Regions from separate parts of the Mus musculus genome. Here all the other regions are linked to region 2. A link is a loop called in an ENCODE intact Hi-C map of the cell type or tissue named here. Cell type or tissue: heart. All regions are shown on one strand.

Region 1 (8,000 bases), 530 kb before region 2:
GGAATGAATCCATCATGGTGTGGAAGAATGGCGGAAATGACAGGCATGGTGTCAGGACAGAACTCCAAAGGCGTACATCCTTTATCACAGTATGAAGGAGAGAGAGAGAGAGAGAGAGAGAGAGAGAGAGAGAGAGAGAGAGAGAGAGAGAGAGAATTGGACATGAGTCAAGACTATAAACTTCCAAAGCCCACCTCAGTAACATACAAGGCTACACACAAGACCTTCCCACACAATGCCACCATCTAGGGACCAAGTGTTCACACATCTGAGACTGTAGGGGACAGTCTCATTTAAATCACTGTAGAGTCCCACTTTGTCACCTCCATAGGGGACTACTCAGTGCCCACTGAAATGCTTATAGGGAGTTCCACCTGTGCACGTGAGATTTTAGAGGTTGCTTTGATGCATAGGCCCCTTGCTTGAAGCTCATTTGAATAACTAACTTGTCTTCCATCCCTATCTGCCTACTCCAAGGAGCCCAGGGTAGCCCTGGATGGAAGGCAGCAAGGAGCCCAGGGTAGCCCTGGATGGAAGGCAGCATGGTATTTCCACTGCATTCTCAGCTGAGTTCTAGGCTGAGTGGAGAAAAAGTAGCCATAAGTCAGACATATAGTGACCCTGGGGCATGTGGCAGGACATGGGACTCTGAAGGACTTTTGGTGTCCTGTGGTTAGGATGGCTCTTGCGGCCACGTGAAGCATGAATTTGAAGTCTGATTTTCCTCTCCTTTCTCTGTCCTTGACCAGCCAGAATTCTAGTTCAGCCCCTAGTTGCCACCAGGGGGCAGTTCATGCCTCTTCAGGGGTGTGTGTGTGTGTGTGTGTGTGTGTGTGTGTGTGTGTGTGTGTGTGTTCCCATGCAGGAGTCTGTAACTGGCACCCTAATTCCAGACAGAATCCCAACACGGATAGATCTAGTAGCCATGCGTAGTTTTCAAGATCCTGAAGATGGGTGCAGGGCCCAGAGGGGTCTATAGCTGGCACAGTAATAGCAGAGAGCAAGGAAGACATGTCCTGGAAGCTCTGGGAGGCCAGGAGGAAGAGTCCAGGCTAGAACTGGGTACTTTTCACAGGTAGGGTTTGGGAGGAGCTAACTGCACCCTTGATTAAGAGGTTCTATGGCCTCTATGGGCCAGGTGCTGTTAGGATGTGCAGAGGAAGCTGGAGGAGGTAATAAGGACCCCAAGTCCCTATTCATGCCATCTCTTCCTCCAAAGCCTGTGATTCCTCCCAGGCACACAGGAAGCCTTGTTTGATAGCAGTGCTGACTCCCATCCGTCGCACACACAGAGCAGAGCACAGCCCCTCTGGTTCATGTCTGACCTCCAAGAAGGAGGACCCCACAGTGATATGTGTCCAGGGACAGACCCTCCACTCCACAAATCATTCACAGATACAATGAACTGATTTATTTTTAAATTTAAAAATAATATTGACATTATATTAGTTTCTATAGACAGTTGATTACATCTTGATATATTTTGGTTTTTCTTGTTTTCCTTTTGTATTCTGAACACAGTGTTTTCTTGTATGTCAAACTTTCTGGAAGGCCTCCAAGTGCTTGGAGACCAGGCCTGGTGCTTGTGACTGGCCAGCCTGGCAGCCTCAGCTCCACCCCAGATTCTGACCGGTTGTGGCTGGGTAAGCCTGCCCCTATGGGCTCCATTTCATCATGGGCGTGGCCAGGGCTTTGCAGTGCTTCCTAGGAGTGCTGTACATAATCCTTCTGTTACCCAGGCGCTGCCACTACCTAGGGTTTGTCATACACCCATCAGTGTGTCACTAAACCCCTACGAAAGCTAGGGGTTGTCATTCTTGTTTTATAGTTAGGGAAACTGAGGCTTAGAGAGCCTACCCGTCATAGCCATACAAGACTCCAGAATGGCTCTCAGGGAGGGACTCAAACGGAACCTCTATATAGTCTTCCCTGCTGTAGGCACACAACGGGCCTGTGTGTGCAGGTAGTAGAGGCTTCTGGAGGACTGAGCTCACTGTGACTTTCCATGCTGAGCCTGCCATCCTACAGATCCAGACCTCTCCTGGAGGAGCCACCTACTGAGGTTGTGAGGAGAGTCAGGTGTGACTGCAGGATTCTGACAAGTGGACAAGGACATAAGCAAACAAGGATGCTAGGGTTGTGGCCTGATGGCTCTGGGTGTCTACTACAATGACCGAAGTGGCCAAAGGTGCAAGGAGAGGAAGCAGGGTCAAGGTCAGGTAATCAGAGGGGGAGGGGGAGGGGGGAGTAGGCCTCACCAACATTTCTACTCTGGCTGTGTGGCACACGCCCTGGTCCTAAGAAGCCTGGGAAATGTTGCCATACCTGGACAGGAAAGTATAAGGGTACTGTCTACTGTAAAACTGCTGATCCTGGTCCCAGAGAAAGGAAGCCAGGACTGAGTAAGTGGGAAAAGACCTAAGAGCAGCCTTCTAGTAGTTTCTCATCACTGTGTTTGTGTGTGTGTGTGTGTGTGTGTGTGTGTGTGTGTGTGTGTGTGGTGGTGGTGGTGGTGGTGGTGGTGGTGGTGGTGGTGGTAAAGCGGCCCTTTCTCATACTGGACCCAAAGCTCTTTGGTCAATTCTCCAAATGTCCCAGAAATGGGTGCTAGAGCCTCATTCCTAGTCAGAGAAACAGAGGTAGGAAGGCCAGTTAGGGAAAGGCCAGGCAGATCAAAGACCTGTTATCCCTGGTCATCTACCCAAACTCGGGGAGGCTCTATGTCCTTTCTCCTGGGTCATGCTGAATTTACCATTTGTGAGGGAAGATGGCACTGAGGACTTGGGCCAATGCAGTGGCAAGATGGAGGTGTCTTCCTTCTTACCACCTTGGACTCCACAGTTTCCAATTGGGAAAGTCTGGGCTCTGTCTATACAAGGCACTAGCTTTCTCTGGATGGGCCTGGCATGTCACAGTGACCTTTGATGAGGAAGGTGGTCTTGGTTGGCCAGCCTGATGCCTCCTTTCCCCAGATCTTGGGAACTTTGGGACACAGATGCACACAGGCACTGCTGGTGCCCCTGCCCCATCTGAAGGCCATGGGTGGAGAGACCCCTCTGGTCTAAAGGGGACAAACTTGCCCTTTGTACTTGCAAGCCACTTCCTGTTCTGAGCAGAGGCTTCCAGATCTCCCCTGGGAAGCCAGCTCATTCTGCAGCCTCCTTGAGCAGCAGGCTTGCTGTCCTGCCCCTGGGACTTCTCTAGAGCTGACTTTTACCTATCAGGTCACCACTACCCACTCCTCCCAGCGTTCACATGCTCTTGGAGAGGGAGAGCACTTCTGGCACAGGAAAGTGCTTTGTCTTGGATGCAGCTGGTGGGAGCTAGTGTCCCCAGTTGAGATTAAAAATTTCCAAGGCTAGGAGGCTATTCTTGTGCTCCACTTCAACACACCACAGCATCCCATCCCAGTAGGAGGAGGGAGCAGGCTGGGGAGGTCAGGCTTGCCTTAGCACTTAGAGGCAACTCACCAGCCTGCCAAAGCAAAGGTGCACCCTTCAAAATGCTGGGCCCGCATGCTAAGCTCAGGGGCCCAAAGCTCAGCATTGAGCATGGGCCTCAATGCTCCAGAAAGATGGACACCCTTCTCCTTTACAGCTCTGGACAGCCCTGGCCCTGGAGTGATTGTGGGCTTGGTCAGAGAGGCACTTCAACCAATACTAAGGAGTTCTTTCAGTGTCTATACAGGACTGTTTATGACCGCATGAGGTTCCTCTTTTGTTTTTTTCAGGGCGCCATCAGAGCACCTGTTATTCTTAATCCTGCCCCACAGGTCAGACATCTGTGGCTCACACCCAGGCTGGGAGGGAGGTGGTTCTGGTTTCCACATTCCCAGATTGTTAACAGCTCTGGGTGTGGGAGCAGTAATCTCCATCTTTCTATTTCAAGGGGACACTGCAAGTTTCCTTATCTGCATATTGGGCATATGGAGAGCCACAAGGAAGTGTGCACAATGCATCCACCTTGGTCCTAAAGTAAATTCAATGCTAATAATCTTTGTTGTTTGCTACAGTACCTTCCTTCCATTTTAAGAGCTGCTATCTAGCCACCTTATTTCCCACAGAACTCTCCAGCCTGCTATTTTGTCCTCAACCTAATAACAGAGAGAGGATCAAGGGGTGGGAGAGGATGGATACAGAGGATGGTGTTAGGGCATCTTGAGCTGTCTGTCCCCCATGCATCTATAGGCCAGCATGAGGGCCTCGGGTCATTAGGGCCAGGAGTTTGCTGAAGAGTTCACCCTCTTGTCACCATAGCCTGGCTCTTGGCACGGCTCTACCCTCAGACCAAGCACCGCAAACAGACACTCACGGATCCCTCTTGCTCAGTAGTGTCAGTAGCTCTTGGTGCCTCTCCCTTAACCCTGGTGGCCTTCCTTTTTACTCCTGATGGCTGATCCTGCCTACTTTGGGTCTGACATCTGAGAGGCTTTTAGATTCCAATGGTCTGCGTCCCTGTCTCCAAGTTTTAGCCTTCCCTGAAGCCAATATTCCTGCCAGAGACAGGTGTCCTTTGCTGTTCTTTAGCGAGATCCCAGCGCCCGCCCCTATCAGGCCCCAAGCCTGGTCCTCCACCGAGACTATGGTACCAACTGACTCCGGGCAACAGGTCGTTGCGCACGACATGCATGGGCACGACAAAGCGCCAGGGCGCGTGTCCGCAGCGCATCCTGCCTGGTGTCTCCCGAGACACGGTCCACGTCCTCCTGGCCCCCGCGTAGGCCGGGCAGCAGTCCCACCACACAGTGCTTCCTCTCGGCAACCGGTCCTGCCCGGGCGTCCTCATTGGCCCCACGCCCTGTCACTGGCCATTGGTCCGCGGACTCAATTTACATAGACCGTTCTGGCCCAATCGGCGTGCAATGCCTACTTAACATGCACGATGGCCGCCAGTCAGCGAGCACTGGGGCTGGGCCACCACGTGCTGTTGCTAAGCTTGGGCTTCTAAATTGTTACTACTGGAGCCAGCCTATCCTAGCCAAGCTTCGCATCTGTCAACATTCTCAGCTCTGCCCGAGGCGTTCGGCCAGTCCCTATTGGGCAAGGCTAGACAAGAACCCGCCCCCTAAGCCGGAGCGCCCACACCTATTGGCTGCGTCGACTGCTGCTCGACTTATGTGTCAATTTGAGGGCCTGAGGCAGAGGGTGGCGGCCCAGCGCTGGAGTCCGCGAGTCGGGCTGGTGTGCCGCCAGGCGCGGGGCGTGCGGCGAGCAGAGCCGGCAGGAGCGCGCCGGGCAGCCGCCGCCGCCGCCGTCCCGTGCGCGGGCGGCAGGATGGAGCTGAACTCTCTGCTGCTGCTGTTGGAGGCGGCCGAGTACCTGGAGCGTAGGGACCGAGGTAGCCCGCGCCCCTTTGTGCCAGGGTGGGCGGGCGGCGGGCGGGCGCAGGGGGCCGCTGACCGCACCGTCTGTCCCGCAGAGGCCGAGCACGGCTACGCCTCCGTGCTGCCCTTCGACGGCGACTTCGCAAGGAAGAAAACAAAGACGGCCGGCCTGGTGCGCAAGGCCCCGAACAACAGGTACCGCCCCCAACCCCCACCTCCCACCCCCGCGCGCTGTGCCAAGCCAGCTCGGGTCGGCCCCACCCGAGTGTCCCCGTCCTCTCTGCGTCCCCAGTACAGTCCTGCGCGCACCCGGGCGGCCGGCCTGGAGGAGGTGCCGGCCCCGCCCGCGCGTCGCCATCTTCCCGCGGCCGCGCCTCCCCGCCGCCGTAAACAGTGCCACGCGTACAGCGGCCGCGCTCGCCGAGGGCCGTTCTGGACTTTTCCAGACCGGAGAGGAGTTGTCAGTTGGTGCCGACCGCTACTCCCTAGTTTGGGCCTAATTGGGGACTCCTCCCTCCCTTGCACTTCTCGGAGCTGGCTTTGCTCTTAGACCCAGCACCTTATCCCCAGGAGCCTGGACAGAGACCTCTCTCTGGCTACTTAAGCGTCCTGCGCAGCTTATTGACAAGGAAACTCCAACCACAAGCATAGGGCTGGCTTTGTCGCGAAGAGCTGCAGGGAGCTATTTCTCTCAAAAGTTCCAGGGCTCAACTACACTGTTTGCCTTGGCCTTGTGTTTGGAGGAAGCCCTGAAGCTGAGGTTTAGGTATGGCTAGGACTGCTAAAGGTTCCACCTTCCTGGCTGCAGTGGGATCCAGGGCACACCTGACACTGTCTAGGGGCTAACTTTGGCCCAGCTACTCCTGTGTGGTCAGTCTGAGAGCTTCCTTAGCAGGCTGGGGGCTTCAGGGCCCCTTGGCAGAGGGTGCGGCTCATTCCTGTGGCCTGTCTGTTCTTGGGAAACAGAGAGGCTGGCACAAGGACCCATTTCTGTGGTGTCCTAGGCCTGGCAAAGAACAGGTTGAATTACCAACGGCCTGAGTCCCAGCCCCTGGTCTCTTGCTTTGAACAGTTTGCAGAAGGACTTAAGTGTGTTGGAGGCCTCACTGCCCCAAGCTTCCACAGTGAGATGGCCTGGACCCGGCTTCTGTCTGCCCTAAACCCCAGGTTTGGGAGCTCAGCTTCCTGTGGCATGGAGTACCCACAGCTGATAGGAATGGTAGCATTCCTGAGCTGAGGCCCTTGAATGCTTCTGCCATATACACAAGTAAGAATCTGACCCAGCCTTGTAAATGAAGCCTTATTTTGACCTCCATTTTACAACCGAGGAAGCCAAGGCATAGACAGATTCAGTTACTTGGGTAGGGCTGCTTAACCACCCTGTTCCTGGATGAGGTCCTAGCCTTCCATCTTCTTCTGGGATGGGGAGAACTGGGTGCAAGGGGCAGGGGATGCAAAGGGCCTCTCTGACTGGACTTGGGTGCACCTCCCCTGAAGCTTCCTTGGACAGAGTGTACTCCTTCAAGACCTGAAGCCTTAGGGTGGCAGACACAGCCCTCCCCTCCCCAGTCACTGCTCAGAGGCTATTCTCAGCCAGCTCAGTTGAGAAGCTGGGATTTCAGATGTGGCAGGGCAGTTCTGAACCTTCTGTGTCCTGGCAAAATGAAGGACAGGCCCTGGTATAGCAGGCTAGGGTGAGTGATGGCTAGGTCTCTAATGGCAGTGACTCCATGGGAGGGTGCCTTTAGGGTCAAGTACTTTGAGAATATAAGCAGAAGGGTCAGATCAAGGTGGTGCCCAGGCAGCATCTGACACAACGATGGCCTCTCCTCAGGCACAATACCCCCCCTCCCCCCACGGGATCTCTGGACTCCGAAAGAGTTCCAAGAAAGGCCAACACACATGCTGCTAGAGTGGCCCTGTAGTCCAGGGATTGGGAGCTGGCAAGACAAGTAGTATCCTCTGGTGCAGGAGGTGAGGGGACTCCTCAATACTTAAGGTTCCTGCTGACCCTAGCCTGCTACATAAACTAGCAGACCTGTAGACCCAGTCAGGCTGCCATTTAGAGAACTGAAAGACAGGTTCTCCAGAGGACATCAAGGGGTTTCTGCACTGCCTTCTTGGCTCTGGTTGGCCTGTGGAGGGATTCTGAGGCTCTGGCCCAGCCTGAGTGACTAGCAGCAGGTTTTGGAAGAGTTGAGGAATCCAGGGCCAGAGGGAACATAGGTGAGCTAGTACCCTGATGGTGTCAAAGAATGATGGGCCAGGCAGAGTGTACACATTTTTTGGTAAAAGATCCCAGATCCAGGCTCTTAGAGCAGCAGAGGAAAGGACAGGTGGGCAACAGCAGAGCACAGGGAGGGCCTTGGTCTGGGTGTGTCCTGATCTTTCTGCTCTTAAGTGCAGCAGTCCGGGGACCTAGAAGCCTGTGTTGGTCTGTGACATTCCCTTAGATTGAGAGTCACTTGGAAACCTGAGTGTTCAGAACCTGTGGTCTGGGTGAATGGGCTTGGCCAGTGAGGTTCAAGCAGCCCATGGGGTCACTGTTCCCAGGGAAGGTAAAGTTGGTCTCAGGGTTACATATTCTATATAATGCAGTTCCTGAGAGAAGGGGGATTGGCCATCTTCTATGTCCTGCTATGTACCTACAGGCCCAGAAAGCATGCATTTCTCACAG
Region 2 (8,000 bases):
CTTAAGGACAGTGATCAAGAGAAGAAAGTCTAGATAGGACAGGACTGGAAGATTTTGCAACAACCCTCAGAGAGGACAGACAGTACTGAAGAACAGTGAAAGGCATCCACACTTACTTTTCTTTCTGTAAGAAGACACAGTGGTCATTTTGTAATCCAAAAGGAGCCTCACGCTTATTGGTCATGTTAGGACTTAAGATCCTGTGTGTCTGTGGATCCCGAGGTGGTGTCTGGAACGTCACCTAGTGAAAGTCGAGGAGAGTGCATATGCTCCATGATACACGCCCTCACAAGCAAGCCAACCTGCTACAGTGCAAGGCTCTCAGAAAGCCAGTCCCAGAGTACCTGAGGAGCATACACAGTACAGTCCGCACTTACATTTGTGGCCTTAGCCTGGCTCTGGGGTGGTACATTTTCTTTCTGTGACAGACAAAGAACAGATGATCTGCCGGTAAGTTCTGGTGGCAAAAACTGGAAATCACGGCACTGTGAACTCTTTTCATTGGGCACGTTTTCGTCATTTAAGACATGCAGACTCATTCTGGGAAAACAGTATGTTTTAGTCACTAGGAAGTCAATGATGCTGCAGCGTATGTACAGAAATGCCCCGTGAGCATAGCAGGGAGATGTTCTATTTCTGGACAGGTAGAGCTAGTACCCTTTACAGGTATACTTAATACTTCAAGTAGGTGTCATCTTCCAGAGAAAGCCTCAGAGTCCCTTGTATTGCATCAAGGATACTGCTACTTCCTGAGCCAACTGCTAAAAGGGTTCAGGCAGAGAAGGAAAGAGAACCAGGTGTTCAAAATGACTCCCATTAATGTATTACACTGTAAGACAAGAGTTAGGGGATATAATTTTGGTTTGAAGAGAACCAAAGTAATAGGGTGGTAGTGGAGCACACCTTTAATCCCAGCACTTGGGAGGCAGAGGCATGGGACCATGGATTCTTGTGGGTGAAACCTTGGGGGCTCTGGTTGAGGAGTAAGGAGAGGTACTGGGGAGGGAGGTCATCAAGAGAAGCTATTGCTGACTCTGCTCTAGGAGCCTTGAGGAAATGAGGGAGAGGGACAGAACCAGAGGTTCCCTTAGCAAAAGAGAGGTAGACTAGGTTGCTCAGCAAGGTACACAGGTCATAAAGTAGAGAAAACAAATCAAGAGCAATGTTTAGGATTTTTTTCCCAGAAAGCATGAGGAAAGGGCACTGAAATGGATGTGGAATTTACAAGCATAGGCCTCTGGGCTGTACAGCCTCAGGTGAAGTCTTTCAGGCAAGAAAGCAGAACAATCGGTTCAGCTTTTGCTTCGGATGGGATGAGGGTTGGAGGTGTGTGTGAAGGGGAGGTCAAAGGTTGACAGGAGGTGTTTTCTTCAATTGTTCTCCACCTTGTTAGACTAACTGACCCAGGAGCTCACCAATTCAGCAAGACAATCTGGCCAGGGAGCTCCAGGGATCCTCCAGTCTGCCTTCCCAGTGCTAGGATTACAAATGGGTGCAGCCACACCACACAATTTAGGTGGGTGCTGAGGATCTGACGTCAAGTCCTCATGCTCATTTGTCAAGCACAATACTGTCTGAGCCATGTCCCCAGCTCCTGGAGGGAGTTCCTGGAGACAAAAATTGACAAGCCAGATTTGGGTTCTGTCTTAGTCAGGGTTTCTATTCCTGCACAAACATCATGACCAAGAAGCAAGTTGGGGAGGAAAGGGTTTATTCGGCTTACACTTTCATACTGCTGTTCATCACCAAGGAAGTCAGGACTGGAACTCAAGCAGGTCAGAAAGCAGGAGCTGATGCAGAGGCCATGGTGCAACAGCAGCAACAAAACTTCCCTATGTTCCCTGCCCCACCTCTAGTCACTCCTGCACCAAGAAGACATCAGAACCTGTACTGGCTAGTTTTGTGTCAACTTGACACAGCTGGAGTTATCACAGACAAAGGAGCTTCAGTTGAGGAAATACCTCCATGAGATCCAACTGTAAGGCATTTTCTCAATTAGTGATCAAGGGGGAAAGGGGGAAAGTGTTCATTACTGGCTTGCTTCCCCTGGCTTGCTCAGCCTGCTCTCTTATAGAACCCAAGACTACCAGCCCAGAGATGGTCCCACCCACAAGGGGCCTTTCCTCTTGTTCTGATGTCTTCATGGTGCAGGAGTGACTAGGGGTGGGGCAGGGAACATAGGAAGTTTTGTTGCTGCTGCTGCACCTGTCCTTCTGAGAACAAGTATGGGGTCAAATCACCTATGGGAGATGATAAAGCTCAAGTTGACTGATGGTCTCTGAGGTGAAGTTTGAAGGTTGAAGGAGAAAGAAACATCTCCCACCTCGAACAGTGCATGGACAGAAGTGTACAATCAAGCGATCATGACTGGAAATATGCATTGCTGAACCAAATTGTATAGGTATAGGCATGAGGTCATTCTGGTAGCTAAAGTTGAGGAAAAAGGCCTTAGCCTTAAAGGACTCTGTTCAGAGAAGGATGCAATAGAGAAGGGAAACTTATCAGGACCATCTGGAGTTGGAAAGAAAGCGTTTCCAAGAGAAGCCATTTATTTTGAAGTTGTGGTCAGGCTGTACGGAAGGAGGACTTAGAGGCACAGACCCAGGAACAAGAAATATCCCTGGGTTCAGGAAGACAGACGACAGACAGAATAGTTTCGCAGAAAAGATGGAGTAAGAGACTTGGGGCGACGGATGTCCCTGGCTCTGAGACGCGATTCTCCTACACGACACGCTCGACCAGAACAGGAACCAGCACGGCCTCTTTGGAGGCCATCAACTGGGTCAGACCGAGATCACTGGCAGGCCGGCCTGCAAAGCCCAGCCCACGGGCAGGTTCCTGTCCTGCCTAGGAGGCTAGGTGCATCCCCTGAGTTTAGAACAGAGGAGGCTGGAGTGAGGGGTGGGTCCTCAACAAAGGGAGAGAGCGAAGCTGCGGAAGACAGGAACGGTAACTCAGCTCGCAGGAATCAAGTTCCGTGGGGCTGATCCCCACCCTGCGCCCGAGGGAAATAAAAAATCGCCGTTTCCCTTACCTGACTACGGTTGCCAAGCCCTGGGCCCGCGCGGACGCCCACCGCAAGGGAGGAGCGCCGTGCCCGCTTCGCGCTAAGAAAACGGAGCAGGAGAAACCCAGCCGAAGGAACCCCAACAAGGTCCGCTCTCGCAGTCCCGGAACGTCGTCCGCTACGCCCGCCCCAGATTCAAATACCGAAAGTTGGCGTTCCACAGCCAATCAGCGCGTTGGAGAAGAGGCTTCCGTAGAGCCACCTGTGGCCAATTGCAAGCCATACTGGTCCCGCCCTTCTTGCGCAGGGAGTTCCGCTTCCGGGACTGAGGGCACAGTGGGAGCGTTGGGGCGTATGGGAACTGTGGTCTAGCATCGGGGGCCGAGAGGGCTTGTTGGTAGCCAGTGACTGTGAGAGCCATCATGGCCCAGAAAATCTCATGGTCGGCCGCGAATGCGGTTGGAAACCAGTTCGCCCTGGCTCGGTTTTTCTCAGCTGTTAAATGGACCCAGTTGCAGTGTCTCCTCCGAGCTGTTTGTAAGGGAGAAGTTGAACCCTTACGGGGGGTGTCTGGGCGGCTCACAGCTTGTGGGTCAGCGTAGGGTCCGAGAACTCCCCACTCAGAATGCCGGGGGCGGCCTCGCGAGACTCTGACTCCCAGGGTGCCCTTCGGGTCAACCCAACAGGGAAATTGTCTCCCACAGTGCCCCGCGGGCAGCCTGAGGAGGGGACTCCATTTCCTAGAATGCTTTGCGGGTGCCTGGACAGGAGGCGCTCAGATTCGCAGGATGCCCCGCCAGTAGCCGGACTTGGACTCCGTTTCCCAGAGTGCCCCGCGGGCGATCTGACGGCGGTGGCTGCGGCAACAAACCAACTGTCCAGAACTGGACTCTCCTGCCTCTGCACGGCCCAGTGAGCGGTGGCGGGATGGACAGCCCTGAGGTGACCTTCACGTTGGCCTACCTGGTCTTCGCAGTGTGCTTCGTGTTCACGCCCAACGAGTTCTACTCGGCCGGGCTCACAGTGCAGAATCTGTTGTCGGGCTGGCTGGGCAGCGAGGACGCCGCCTTCGTACCTTACCACCTTCGCCGCACTTCCGCCACACTACTGTGTCACTCACTGCTGCCGTTAGGTGAGCCTCCTGTGTGCCGGCCGGTGGTTGGCGCTTAACCGGGCGCTTGGAGACTCCAAGGGTGAGGAACTGGAGCAGAAGCCGGTCAAGATCATGAACAAGCAAGCGGGATCTCTGCAGCCCTGGCTGTGAGCTGAGCGCTCTAGAGCACCATACGCTCTTCCAGTTGGGAGGCGGCGGCCCTGGCGCTGTCCTGCGAGTGGTGCTCGGGTGGGGCTAAGCTCCAGTCTTTGACATCACTGCGGCTGGAGTGCAGAATCGTTCAGCCTGCTTGCTATGTTGGACGATTTCTATAGGAAAGAGCTCCTGTTGATTTCATTACAACAGGGGTTGGAGAGATCCCAGGGGAAGGTGGGTGTAAGAAGAGCAGGCAGAGATGAAGACGGTCAAGGTTGGGAATGTTAATGGAGCGTTTCCTTTGCCGGGCTAGGTCTATGGCCCTGTCCAAGGCCATGGTATGTGGTGCCCCAAGTGCTAGTGGGACCTCGGAGAGGCCCATCTGTTGGCTGATTGGAGGAAAGGTTGGGGAAACTGCTGGAATATAGCAGTGATTGAAGTCTGGGATCCAGATGAAGGAGACCTTTGGAAGCTACAGGGACAGGGAAAGATAGATCTGGGAGAACACATGTCTGCTTGTCTGTCATACTTGCAGCTCTGGGCACAGGAATGATTGGTGTGAAGCAGCTGCTTAGGCTCCAGAGAGGCAGAGGCAGGTGTGGTAATAGAAACACTCAGATCTGTTTTGAGAAGAAGGAGGGTGGAGAGGACTCCTTTGGAGAACTGGAGATGGAGTTGGCATGGTCATGTAGTTTGGTTTGGAGACCTAGTTAGTACACTGCAAGGCATATCAAGAGTGTGGGGCTCTAAGGCAGGACTCCTGACCAAGGGCTGTCCAGTGGGCACTCCCATACCAGAACAAGGAACCCAAAGTTAATAAGCACAAGTCACTCAGGGAGGTCATATTGAGAGCAGACAGACGGTGGAGCTGTCTTCTGTTGCTACATAACAAGTTATTTTAACATGTAGTGAATTGGCTAGAAGTAAACAGTTACTATTGTTTTTTGCAGATTGGAGCCTGCTCAAACAGTACCTTACCATCTGCAGATCATTTTGATGTTCAAGTTGCTCCCTGTTGGGTTAACAGGGCTCTGAAACTGGTTTCTCTGTTCTAGCAAGGTGCCCTATCACTGGGTACTTGCTCATTTTCTTGTTCAGTGTCCCAGCTTTGAGATGGGCTATGTTGGCTCTGCCTCCTCAGAGGAGGCAAAATTGAGATACCAAGATACAGCCCAAAGAACTGTCTCAAGTAGGCCAGTGGTCAGTTTATGTAAAGTCGTTTCCTTTTGGTTTTCTAGGAAATTTTTGTTTATTTGTTTGTTTTTCTTTGTGTATCCATGGCTGTCCCAGAACTAGATCAGTAGATGAGGCTGGCCTCAGATCCACCTGCCTCTGCCTCCTGAGTGCTGGGATAGAAAGCATGAATCACCACTAACCAGCAGCTTTGATTTTATTTGATTTCTACTTGGCTTTGTCTGTGAAGTTATAGTAGTAAATTGCAAATACTTTCCTCTAATATGAGGTACCATTGCTCTGGCTAAGAGCTGAGGCAGGCCTGCTGTGGAGGTGAAGGGGTAAAAGCAACGTGTCCTGGGAGCTAATCATGCCCTAGGTTACCAAGACAAGGCTCAGGGCTGGCAACAGAAAGGAAATAGCTCTTCCCTTCCCCAAGCACAGGGAGAGCGCTGTGGTGTTCAGATGGGTTACCATGGGAGGAGGAGAGCCCCCAGCATCCAGGTCTTCCCCTGAGATGTCTTTTCTTCTGCAGGCTACTACATGGGCATGTGCTTTGCAGCCTCAGAAAAGCAGCTCTACTCCCCAGGTCAGGCCCCAGAAGCCTGGCAACTCTTCCTTCTCCTGGCTGTGACCCTTCCCCTTCTCTCCTGTACCCTGATCTACTACTGGTCCTGGGATAGGTGGACCCGACACCCACTGGCCCAAACCCTGGCCCTCTATGCCCTTCCACAGTCTGGTTGGCAGGCTGTCGCTTCTTCCATCAACACAGAGTTCCGACGGATTGACAAGTTTGCTACAGGGGCACCTGGTGCCCGAGTGATTGTGACAGACACATGGGTAATGAAGGTGACCACATACCGTGTACATGTGGCTCAGCAACAGGATGTTCACTTGACTGTGACAGAGTCACGGCAGCATGATCTCTCGCCAGACTCAAACCTACCTGTGCAGCTTCTTACTATACGTGTGGCAAGCACCAGCCCTGGCACACAGCCCTTTGATATTCGGTAAGTACATGGTGGTTGTGGATCATGTACTTCTTAGGAGGTGTTAAAGGTAGAGGAAGACTAAGGCACTGCTGGGGCCTATATGACATTGGTCAATTGACCCCTTTAGTGTCATCCTCCTTCAAGTTTGGTTTTTTTTTTTTTTTTTTTTTTGCCTTCTGCTTTCTTTTTGTCGCTCTTTCTGCTCTGTCATTGAGCTGTCCCTATACCTTCTTGTGATGGCCTAGGAATGTAGTTTGGTGGCACTTTAGCTCCAGACTCTTCCTGTCCATCCTGCTGGGGATTCGTGACCAGTGACTCTGGATTTTGCCTTCACATCCATCTTTAGTAGCTATGCCTTCACCGAGGTGGCTTGTTTTTCCTGGCCCTGCCCGCTTTTGGTTCTGAATGACTTTAGGTTGTGGACCCAAGGGCAGATGGTCTCAGTTCATCAAGCCATGGTTCTTGCAGGCTGAATTCATCAGAATATGGCGAACTATGTGAGAAGCTCCACGCCCCAATCCGAAGTGCAGCCAATGTGGTCATCCGCCAGAGCCTGGGGGACCTCTTCCTAGAAACATTTGCTTCCCATGTGGAGGTCAACCCAGCCTATTCAGTACCCAGCAACCAGGTGGGGGCTGGCCCGGGTGGGAGAGTGGGTGGAACTCCTCCCAGGACCATCCTGTAGGCCTTTCTGTAACCCCTTTTCTTTCAACTGCCTCTCGGTAGGAGCTGGAGCCCTGTATAGGCTGCATGCAAACACGGGCCAGCGTGAAGTTGGTGAAGACCTGTCAGGAGCCAGCGGTCGGCGAGTGCCAGCAGTGTTACTGCCGACCCATGTGGTGTCTCACTTGCATGGGCAAGTGGTTTGCCAGCCGCCAGGATCCCCAGCGCCCTGACACTTGGCTAGCCAGCCGTGTGCCCTGCCCCACTTGCCGTGCCCGCTTCTGCATCCTGGATGTGTGCTGTGTACGCTGAGCATCACAGTATGTTCTGTGTCTCCACTAGCCACTTCTGGGGAGTGCCTGAAGCTCTTTGACTTTGACAAGAGGTTCTAGTTAAAGCACACACTTAATCTACAGCCACTCTCTACCTTGAGTCTATCTATGGTCAGTTGAAGAGTTTTAGAAGAAATTCTCATGGAAATGCCCTATCCCTGGACCTTCAGCCTCTTCTCTTCCAGTTTACCTCCAGGTGGGGCTGATATGCCACATAGGATGCTCCAAAGCCCCAAGACATTGGAGTTTGGCTCAAGAGCCTTTATTTGGCCTGTTTGCCTTAATTCTATTACATAGCATACCTGTATTTCAGTTAAAAACCAGACCCTATGGTGTTGGGTAGACACTGACAGTTGAGAGGGTCACCAGGGTGCCACTCTAGTGTGAAGTCCTCTTCTAGGGTATCCTGGTGACTGTGGCTAGCCAAGGGGCCACTTCTTGGTAGGAAGGTATGACAGAGTACTTTCCCAAGTTCCTCACGAGGGTTGCATATGCTTTAGAGGGTCCACAATGCTTTTGTTGTCTTGTCCTGCTTCTCTAGTCCAGGGGAGACCAAAAGCTCATACTCCTAACCCTAGGAAAGG
Region 3 (8,000 bases), 120 kb before region 2:
GCTGCACCTTCACCAATGGCCTTCCATGGCCTCTCACAGTGCCAAACCTCAGGTGCTCTGCGTGACCCCTTCATGCCTTCAAACCTGGGTGACTCTTACACATTACCAAGTCCAGCCACAGCACAAGGTACAACCTTGGCTATCTCTGGAACACAGCCTCTGTGCTCTCAAAAAACCACTTCCCAGAAGATATCACCTCAATGATGCTGGTCTCTTCTTAATCACCGCTAATTTCTTAGCTCCAGCTAACCAGCATCAATAGTCCCAGTAATGCAAAGTTTTTGCTTTTGTAGTTCTGGTATCTTGTTAATCACAGCTGATTCTTCAGCCCCAGCTAACCAGAACTACAGAATCTTCACAATCAAAACAGCAATGGCCCTGAAAAGTCTCTTTAATTTTCCCTCTGAAATTTCACAAGCCAGACCTCCATCTTCTGCACTGTTTTCACCATTATCTTCCAAGCTCCTACACAATATCTGACAGAGCTCTTAACAACGAATGGATCTTCAAGCCCAAAGTTCCAAAGTCCTTCCACAGTCCTCCCCAAAACATGGTCAGGTTGTCACAGGAATACCCCACCATGCTGGTACCAATTTGTCTTAATCAGGGTTTCTATTCCTGCACAAACATCATGACCAAGAAACAAGTTGGGGAGGAAAGGGTTTATTCAGCTTACACTTCCATACTGCTGTTCATCACCAAGGAAGTCAGGTCTGGAACTCAAGCAGGTCAGAAATCAAGAGCTGATGCAGAGGCCATGGAGGGATGTTCTTTACTGGCTTGCTTCCTCTGGCTTGCTCAGCCTGCTCTCTTATACAACCCAAGACTACCAGCCCAGAGATGGTCCCACCCACAAGGGGCCTTTCCCCCTTGACCACTAATTGAGAAAATGCCTTACAGTTAGTTGGATCTTATGGAGGCATTTCCTCAACTGAAGCTCCTTTCTCTGTGATAACTCCAGCTGTGTCAAGTTGACACAAAACTAGCCAGTACACCTCCCTCCTGGAAACCCCCTATCCTATCCTCCCTCCTCCTGCTTCTATGAGGGTGTTCCTCTACCCACCCATCCGCCTCCACCTCCCTGTCTTTCATTCCCCTATACTGGGGCATCTATAAAGCCTTCCTAGGACCAAGGACCTCTCCTCCCATTGATGCATGACAAGGCCATCCTCTGCTACATATTCAGCTAGAGCCATGTGTACTCCTCTGTTGATGGCTTAGTCCCTGGGAGTTCTGGGGTGGGGGTCTGGTTGGTTGATATTGTTGTTCTTCCTTGCAAACCCCTTCAACTCCTTCAGTCCCTTCTCTAACTCCTCTATTGGGGACCCTGTGCTCCATCCAATGGTTGGCTGTGAACATCTGCCTCTGTATTTGTAAGGCTCTGGCAGGGTCTCTCAGGAAACAGCCATATCAGGCTCCTTTCAGCATGCACTTCTTGGCATCCACAATAGTGTTTGGATTTGGTAACTGTGTATGGGATGAATCCCCAGGTGAGACAGTTTCTGGGTGGCCTTTCCTTCAGTCTCTGCTCAACACTTTCATCTCCATATTTGCTCCTATGAGTATTTTGTTCTCCTTCTAAGAAGGACTGAAACACCCATACTTTGGTCTTCCTTCTTATTGAGCTTCATGTGATCTGTGAATTATATCCTGGTTATTTGGAGCTTTTGGGCTAATATCCACTTATCAGCAACTGCATATCATGTGTGTTCTTTTTCAATTTGGTTACCTCACTCAGGATGATATTTTCTAGTTCTATCCATTTGCCTAAGAATTTCACGAATTCATTGTTTTGGAGTTTTTGTTTGTTTGTTTGGTTGGTTGGTTGGTTTTTTGTTTTTGTTTTTTTGTTTTTTTGAGGCGGTTTCTCTGTGTAGCCCTGGTTGACCTGGAACTCAGAAATCTGCCTGCCTCTGCCTCCCAAATGATGGGATTAAAGGCGTGCACCACCAGTGCCCGGTGAATTCATTGTTTTTAATAGCTGAGTAGTACTCCATTGTGTAAATGTACCACATTTTCTGTATCCATTCCTCTGTTGAGAACATCTGGGTTCTTTCCAGCTCCTGGCTATTATAAATAAGGCTGCTATGAACATAGTGGAGCATGTGTCCTTATTGCATGTTGGATCATCTTCTGGGTATATGACCAGGAGTGGTATAGCTGGGTCCTCAGGTAGTACTATGTCCAATTTTCTGAGGAACTGCCAAACTGATTTCCAGAGTGGTTGTACAAACTTGCAATTCCACCAGCAATGGAGGAGTGTTCCTCTTTCTCCACACCCTCACCAGCATCTGCTGTCACCTGAGGTTTTGATCTTATCCATTCTGACTGGTGTAAGGTGGAATCTCAGGGTTGTTTTGATTTGCATTTCCCTGATGATTAAGGATGTTGAACATTTCTTTAGGTGCTTCTCAGCCATTCGGTATTCCTCAGTTGTCATTACTACTTTGGCTTGGCTTTGCTTTCCTCCTCCTCCTCCTCTTTGGTCAGGCAAGTGTTCTTATTGGTGGAAGTTTCTCAGCTTGGCTAAGAAACTTCAGTTCTTTGGTTTAGGTCATCAGCCCTTTCAGGGAATCCCTACACTTGACTTAATTCTGTATCTGATGCCCACAATGTACATTACCGTGTGCACAAGAGAGGTTCCAAACGTCTTAGGAGATTCTCTGCCACCTGAGTCCTGAGATAGGGATTCTGGCCTACACTGGCCCAGCTTTTAGGTTCTGATTCAGAAAATGACCAGATAGGTTACTTCTTCCCAATGGGCTGTGCTGGGATACTAGTGAAGCGTCCTCGCTGGGAGCCAGCTGGAATTAGGACTTGAGCACCTGTTCATCAGAAAAAAAAAAAATGCATTAACCTCATACTGAAGATCTTCACCTACTATTCTGAGTTCACTCCCACAGGAACGTAGAAGGAACGGAAAAGGCATTCCACAAAGGCAGGAGGTGGAAAGCAGTGAGGGAAGTCTCCAGGAACGGTCTGGTGTCCCTGGGTCGGGATACAGATCTGTGGAGAGGGTGGCTGCTCTGGAGCACCAGAGTGTGTATAGTCCTGGGTTTCCACAATCCTGAAGCCTGCCATTCCAGCCACCACCCTTTAAAGAAGAGGATGCTGCCAGGTCTATTTTGGAGTGGGCAGGGGTGGCTGTGAGCTACCATAGAGGGGACCTGCCAGGAGTGCAGCCCACTACTAAGGTTGCTCGTCCTGACGCGAAGCAAGGAGGTGGGACCAATTAACAGCCTCGCAGAGTTATGTTCCCTACCCACCACCCTTCCTTAAAGTCCCATGAGCCATCTGCTATGGGCTAGTATAATATAGGGCTTAGTAGTTATGAAAATAGATGCCAGTTCTTTTGCCGCCTCTGTGCCCGCAGCCCCAAATCAGAAGCTAGGCACTGCTAAGATGCAAGAGGAACTCCAGATAGATCTGAGCTCATCAAGAAAACCCAAGACTCGGCGCACGCTGGGACTTGTAGTCGGGAGAGGCAAGCCTCCCGGATGCACGCTGGGCCTTGTAGTCTGTTGGGCGGGCTCGCCCCTCACCTGGCCAGGGCGGGTGCCGCAGGGCCAATGGGAGCCGTGCCGGCCAGGCCTGTTCCGCCCCGCGCCTACGGACGTTTGTGCCGGGACATGGCCGCTGCGGATGCCGGGTCCTTGAGCTGAGCGCTTGCTGCCGGAGCCAACCTCTGCCGTCAACCGTCCGCGCGGGCTGGGCCCAGGCGCCGGGACGGCCAAGATCCGCCGAGGAAGCTGAGGCAGCTATAGAACGCCGCCGCGGCGGGCGCATGGCGTCCATCTTGCTCAGGAGCTGCCGGGGCCGGGGGCCTGCCCGCCTCGCGCCACCTCGGGCCGCCTCCCCGCGGGGTAAGCTGGTGCTGCGCAAACGACCTGTTGTGGGCGACCGGGAGCCAGCGCGGGACGCCCCCTTCCGTGCCCCGAGGCAGCGCGGCAATGACAAGCACCGGGCCGCTCTGAGCCGCTTGTGCTGGACAGCTTCCTGTGACCTTAGTTGCCCAGGTCGCCGCAGGTCACTGCTGCCGACCGAGGCGCTGAGAAAGTTCCTTAGGGCCGTGGCTTCCCTGCCGCTCCCCTCGAAGATGAATCGAGCCCTGTCCTGCCCTTTGGCCAGTTCAGGCTTGGAAGCCAGAACTCTGGGACAAGGAGATTGGGTTGTGGTTGATGCCAGCTTAGTGGGCCACTCCCTGGGGTGGGGTGGCTGATGACCGTGCTTTCCAAGGAAACTTATATGTGTCCTATTTGTAAGGTTGAAACAGCCTGTGAGAGTGGGACCCAAGACCTTATGGTTTCTTGGTAGAAGTACAGTTCTTGTCACCTTAACAGTATTGGAGAGTCGGGTATGGTGTGGAGCCAGGCATGGGGGCACACACCTTTACCCCCAGCACCCTGGAAACAGAGGCATGTGAATCTCTGAACTCCAGACCATTTAAAATTTCAGGCCAGGCAGGGCACAAGATCCAGTCTTAAAAACAAACAGCAAAACCAGTTAGGATGCGTGGAAAGAGCAGAGTGTCCCTGGGTTTGGTGTGGTTTTTCAAGCTGTCTCTGCTATAAGCGCTGTCTACCTGTTGACTTGTTCAGGATACCATAATGTACTTCTGCCTTTTCTTATTTCTCTGGCATGTTTATGGCTTTCAAATTAGTTGATATTGTGTGTGTGTGTTATTATTCCAGGCACAAGAATGTTTTCTTTAGTTAACCCAGTTCCCTTGGAACAAAAATGCTGCTTCCCTGACAGTGGTTAGACTCCTGTCAGCTGGTTAGATGTGGAACAATAGAGCATTACTGGGTAGCAAGCCCCTGCTCTCCCTGTAATGATGTGCCCAGAGCCAACAGGCACAGGATGGACATCCTGACTTTTTAGTCTTAGAGGATAAATTGAGGCCAACTTTGTATCAAAGTGTTCTTTATTCTTGAGTACTTACCTTCTTCTTCACTTTTGTGTGACATACTTTATTCTGATTTTCTCGTTATATTTTTCCATGGCACCACATTACATTTGTCCTTTTGGCTCTTCAAGTTGTAACCGTTTCTCAGGTTATGTTTGCTTTCCATGACCTTGACAGTTTTGAGGAGTGCTTAGGTCAGGTGTGTTGTAAGATTTCTCTTTTGGTGTTCTGCTGATGGGTTCCTGGAGAGGTTTTAAGTGTGCCTTGCTCATCTCATGAAGCCAAGGCCCCACAGCTACTCTTGTTGATGTTGAGTTGACCTGGTTCCCCAGCGGAAGTGTGCTTGCCAAGTGTCCACCCTGAAGATCCTTTCCTTTCCCCTTTCTGTGCTGTTCTTGGTGAGAGGAAGACACTTGGTATGTGGAAGCGGGATTGAATGATCCTGGGGTGTGTGGGAGAGCATCCAGTCTAGAGGCTACCATGCCATATTGTAAACCTGTTAGGACTAGTCAAGGCTCAGGTAGGCAAAAGAGGACTGGCTTGGAGTGAGACAAGTTCCTGCAGCTTTTGACAGCTGCGAGGTGCACTCGACCTGGAGGCTTTGCATGAATGCCAGGGGAAGGACATTGCTTGGGAAGAAGTAAAGGTCTCCTGGAAGCCAGGAGTAAATCAGAAAATTAGGCAAAGACGTTTAGTCTTTCTCCCTGGGTCTGACACTCCTAAAGCTTTGGGAGTGATAGATATCAATGGGTTTGTTACTCATAAGGAGCTCTTTCTACCTGCCTGAGAAGAGAAGTGGGGCCTCCAGAGAGGCGGGGAGTAGAGAGTGGTCAGTGGGCCCGAGGAAAGAATACTGCAAAAAGAACCTGCCTTGTTCAGGTCTCTCCTGGTCATATCCCATGTCTCCTCTGACTACTCACTTGTGTCCTTTGTGATAAACTGACTTTGCTGGGTCCTGTGAATTGTTCTAGCAAATTATCAAAACCAAGAGTATTTTAACCCTTCAAATTTATTATTTTATTTTAGATTTTAAAAATGTAGGCATTCTTGTGTGTTTATGTGGGAACGTGTTCTCTATGTGTGCAGGTGCCCATGGAGGTATTGGAGTACAGGCAAATAGGAACCAGCCAGTATGAGCATTGGGAACTGAACCCAAGTCCTCTGCAAGAGCAGCAAGTACTTTTAACTGCTGAGCAGAGAGCAGAACTGCAGGCAGTCTGAGCAGCTATAGTGGAATACCTGTGAGCCTATCACCCTGGATGGCATCAATAGTGGAGCAGGAACAGCCTTCAGATTTGGTTGGGAGGGTGGGGGTGGGGACCCAGGAAGGGAGCTGGTAGGACAGAAACATCAGAATAAGATCTACCCAGGCTGTCTTCTGTGTGCTGTGGGGATGATTCTGAGCCAAATCCTATAAAACTAGGATTGGAAGGGGCAGAGAGGAAATTGTAGGCCTCTTTGAATTAAGAAGAATCTGGAAAGGTTTGTGTACTTTAAATGTAACAGTTGATGCTTATTCTTGTAAGAATGTAGCTGAGGGCCAGCTAGAGGCTGGGTTCTTGTTTTTTTGACCTGAAAAATCCTAGGACCCATGTGGTGGAAGGAGAGAACCAAATCTTGAGAGCTGTCCTCTGACCTCTGAACGAGTATATATGCAATAAATAAATGTGAAGTAAAATTTAAAAACAGATGATTTTATATTTAAAACAAAAAACAAACAAACAAAAAAACCCATGTAGTCAATATCAATTGCTTATGGTGGTGAGGGAACAACCAGAGTTTAGCCCCAGTGCTACCAGACCCTAAATGTGACCTTTTTTCCATAGAGCCAGAAGAGTTCCCTCCTGACATAAAATGGTAAATGAACGTCTTTAGTGCTACTCCCATTGCATGGAGGATTGGGGCAGCGTGTTACCTACTGCCTTGTTGGCCCCTGCTATTGCCTGAAATCAACACAGGCCATGTGGCCCCTTTGAGAATGGGACCTCTGGTCCCCACTGTGCTGGAAGCCTGTGCTCTGCTTCCTTCCTGCCTCACATAGCAATGTTGTGAATAGACTCTCAACTTCATGTCTTAGGAGAATTAGAGTGGATTAGGGAAAGCACTGAGAGTATATTTCATTCCTAGTGTTTTCCAGGCATGGCCTCTTTTAAAGTTTTGCTTTAGTTATATTTAGTGTGTGTGTGTGTGTGTGTGTGTGTGTGTGTGTGTGTGTGTGTCTGCCTGCCTGCCTGCCTGCCTGCCTGCCTGCCTGCCTGCCTGGATATGCCATGGCAAGCTTGTGGAGGTCAGAAGACAACTTGTTGGGAGTTATTTCCCCTACCATGTGGGCCCTGATCATGAACTCTGTGGTCTTGGTGGCAAGTGCTTTTATCTACTGAGCCATCTTGCTTGCCCTGTAAAGGCTTCTTAGCACTTGCTAGTTCTCAGTTCTTGTCCTTTGGAATTGAGGTTTGGTCTGTAGGACTGTTTGTTAGGAGTCAGTGTGCCCTTCCCCCTGCCTGCCAGCAACTGTAGCTGGAAAGGGCCCCGCGTTGGGAGAGCCCACCTTCCTCAGTGCTCCCCTGTAGTGCTCCTCCCTGTGGCTCAGCCTGAGACCCATTTCCCAAACTGGGGCGATTAAATGCTCTGTCCCGCCATGCTCTGAAGCCCACCGTCATTCACAACAGTCTCCCAAAAACCTCCCATTGGGGTTCCATTCAAATCTTCAGAGATGCCTGTTTGACACCTGTTTGCTTACCTTTTCTTTGTTTTTGTTGTAGGTAGTCTGAGGGATCGAGCTTGTCTCAGCTGTACCAGGACCCTGGGGTTGACGAGCCGTGAGTAAGTAAGCCCATGACTGAATATGTCACTGTCCATGTGTGCTGGAGGCTGCAGGCTGTGTACCCCATGACTGAATATGTCACTGTCCATGTGTGCTGGAGGCTGCAGGCTGTGCACCTGGACTTTGTCAGGGAACTGACAGCTTCTTCCTCCTTATTTCTTGGTTTTGTTTCTTTTAAATCCCCATCTATTTATTTTGATGGTTATAACCATATAATGTTGGCCAGTTTTAGGAGAGTTAGTACTTATAACGCCAGTAGCAGTTACTGGC

What was found. Hi-C counts contacts between places; a loop is a spot of excess contacts. Peaks named below come from ENCODE experiments on the same cell type or tissue, not always from the same donor. Only the 100,000 strongest peaks of a DNase experiment are listed, where the experiment ranks them.
Region 1: a loop joins it to region 2, with 2.8 times the contacts of the local background. A loop is called at or near these places in 3 of 42 quality-filtered maps.
Region 3: it touches region 2 in a loop (5-fold over the local background); 5 of 42 quality-filtered maps call a loop at or near these places.

What each region holds. Positions count from the first base shown.
Region 1 is chr5:34,184,847-34,192,846 of GRCm38, reverse strand. Mxd4 (Max dimerization protein 4) reads left to right here and starts at 5,137. Exons shown (of 6, transcript NM_010753.2): 1 at 5,137-5,337; 2 at 5,419-5,518. The coding sequence starts at 5,274. In heart, a CTCF peak has its summit at 740 (motif pointing right); DNase peaks (open chromatin) are centred at 1,646, 4,996, 5,596, 6,276 and 2 weaker places; H3K4me3 peaks cover 3,469 bases; H3K27ac peaks cover 2,351 bases.
Region 2 is chr5:33,653,762-33,661,761 of GRCm38, reverse strand. Tmem129 (transmembrane protein 129) reads left to right here and starts at 3,785. Exons shown (of 4, transcript NM_026698.3): 1 at 3,785-4,139; 2 at 5,965-6,439; 3 at 6,890-7,049; 4 at 7,148-8,000. The coding sequence starts at 3,935. The coding sequence ends at 7,396. Tacc3 (transforming, acidic coiled-coil containing protein 3) reads right to left here and starts at 3,634. Exons shown (of 15, transcript NM_001040435.3): 1 at 3,035-3,634; 2 at 378-540; 3 at 117-241. The coding sequence starts at 539. In heart, a CTCF peak has its summit at 3,193; DNase peaks (open chromatin) are centred at 2,164, 3,321, 3,741 and 7,161; H3K4me3 peaks cover 3,340 bases; H3K27ac peaks cover 2,806 bases.
Region 3 is chr5:33,778,337-33,786,336 of GRCm38, reverse strand. It overlaps Letm1 (leucine zipper-EF-hand containing transmembrane protein 1), which reads left to right and starts at 3,620. Exons shown (of 14, transcript NM_019694.2): 1 at 3,620-3,863; 2 at 7,669-7,729. The coding sequence starts at 3,785. In heart, a CTCF peak has its summit at 3,909; a DNase peak (open chromatin) is centred at 3,516; H3K4me3 peaks cover 1,763 bases; H3K27ac peaks cover 1,620 bases.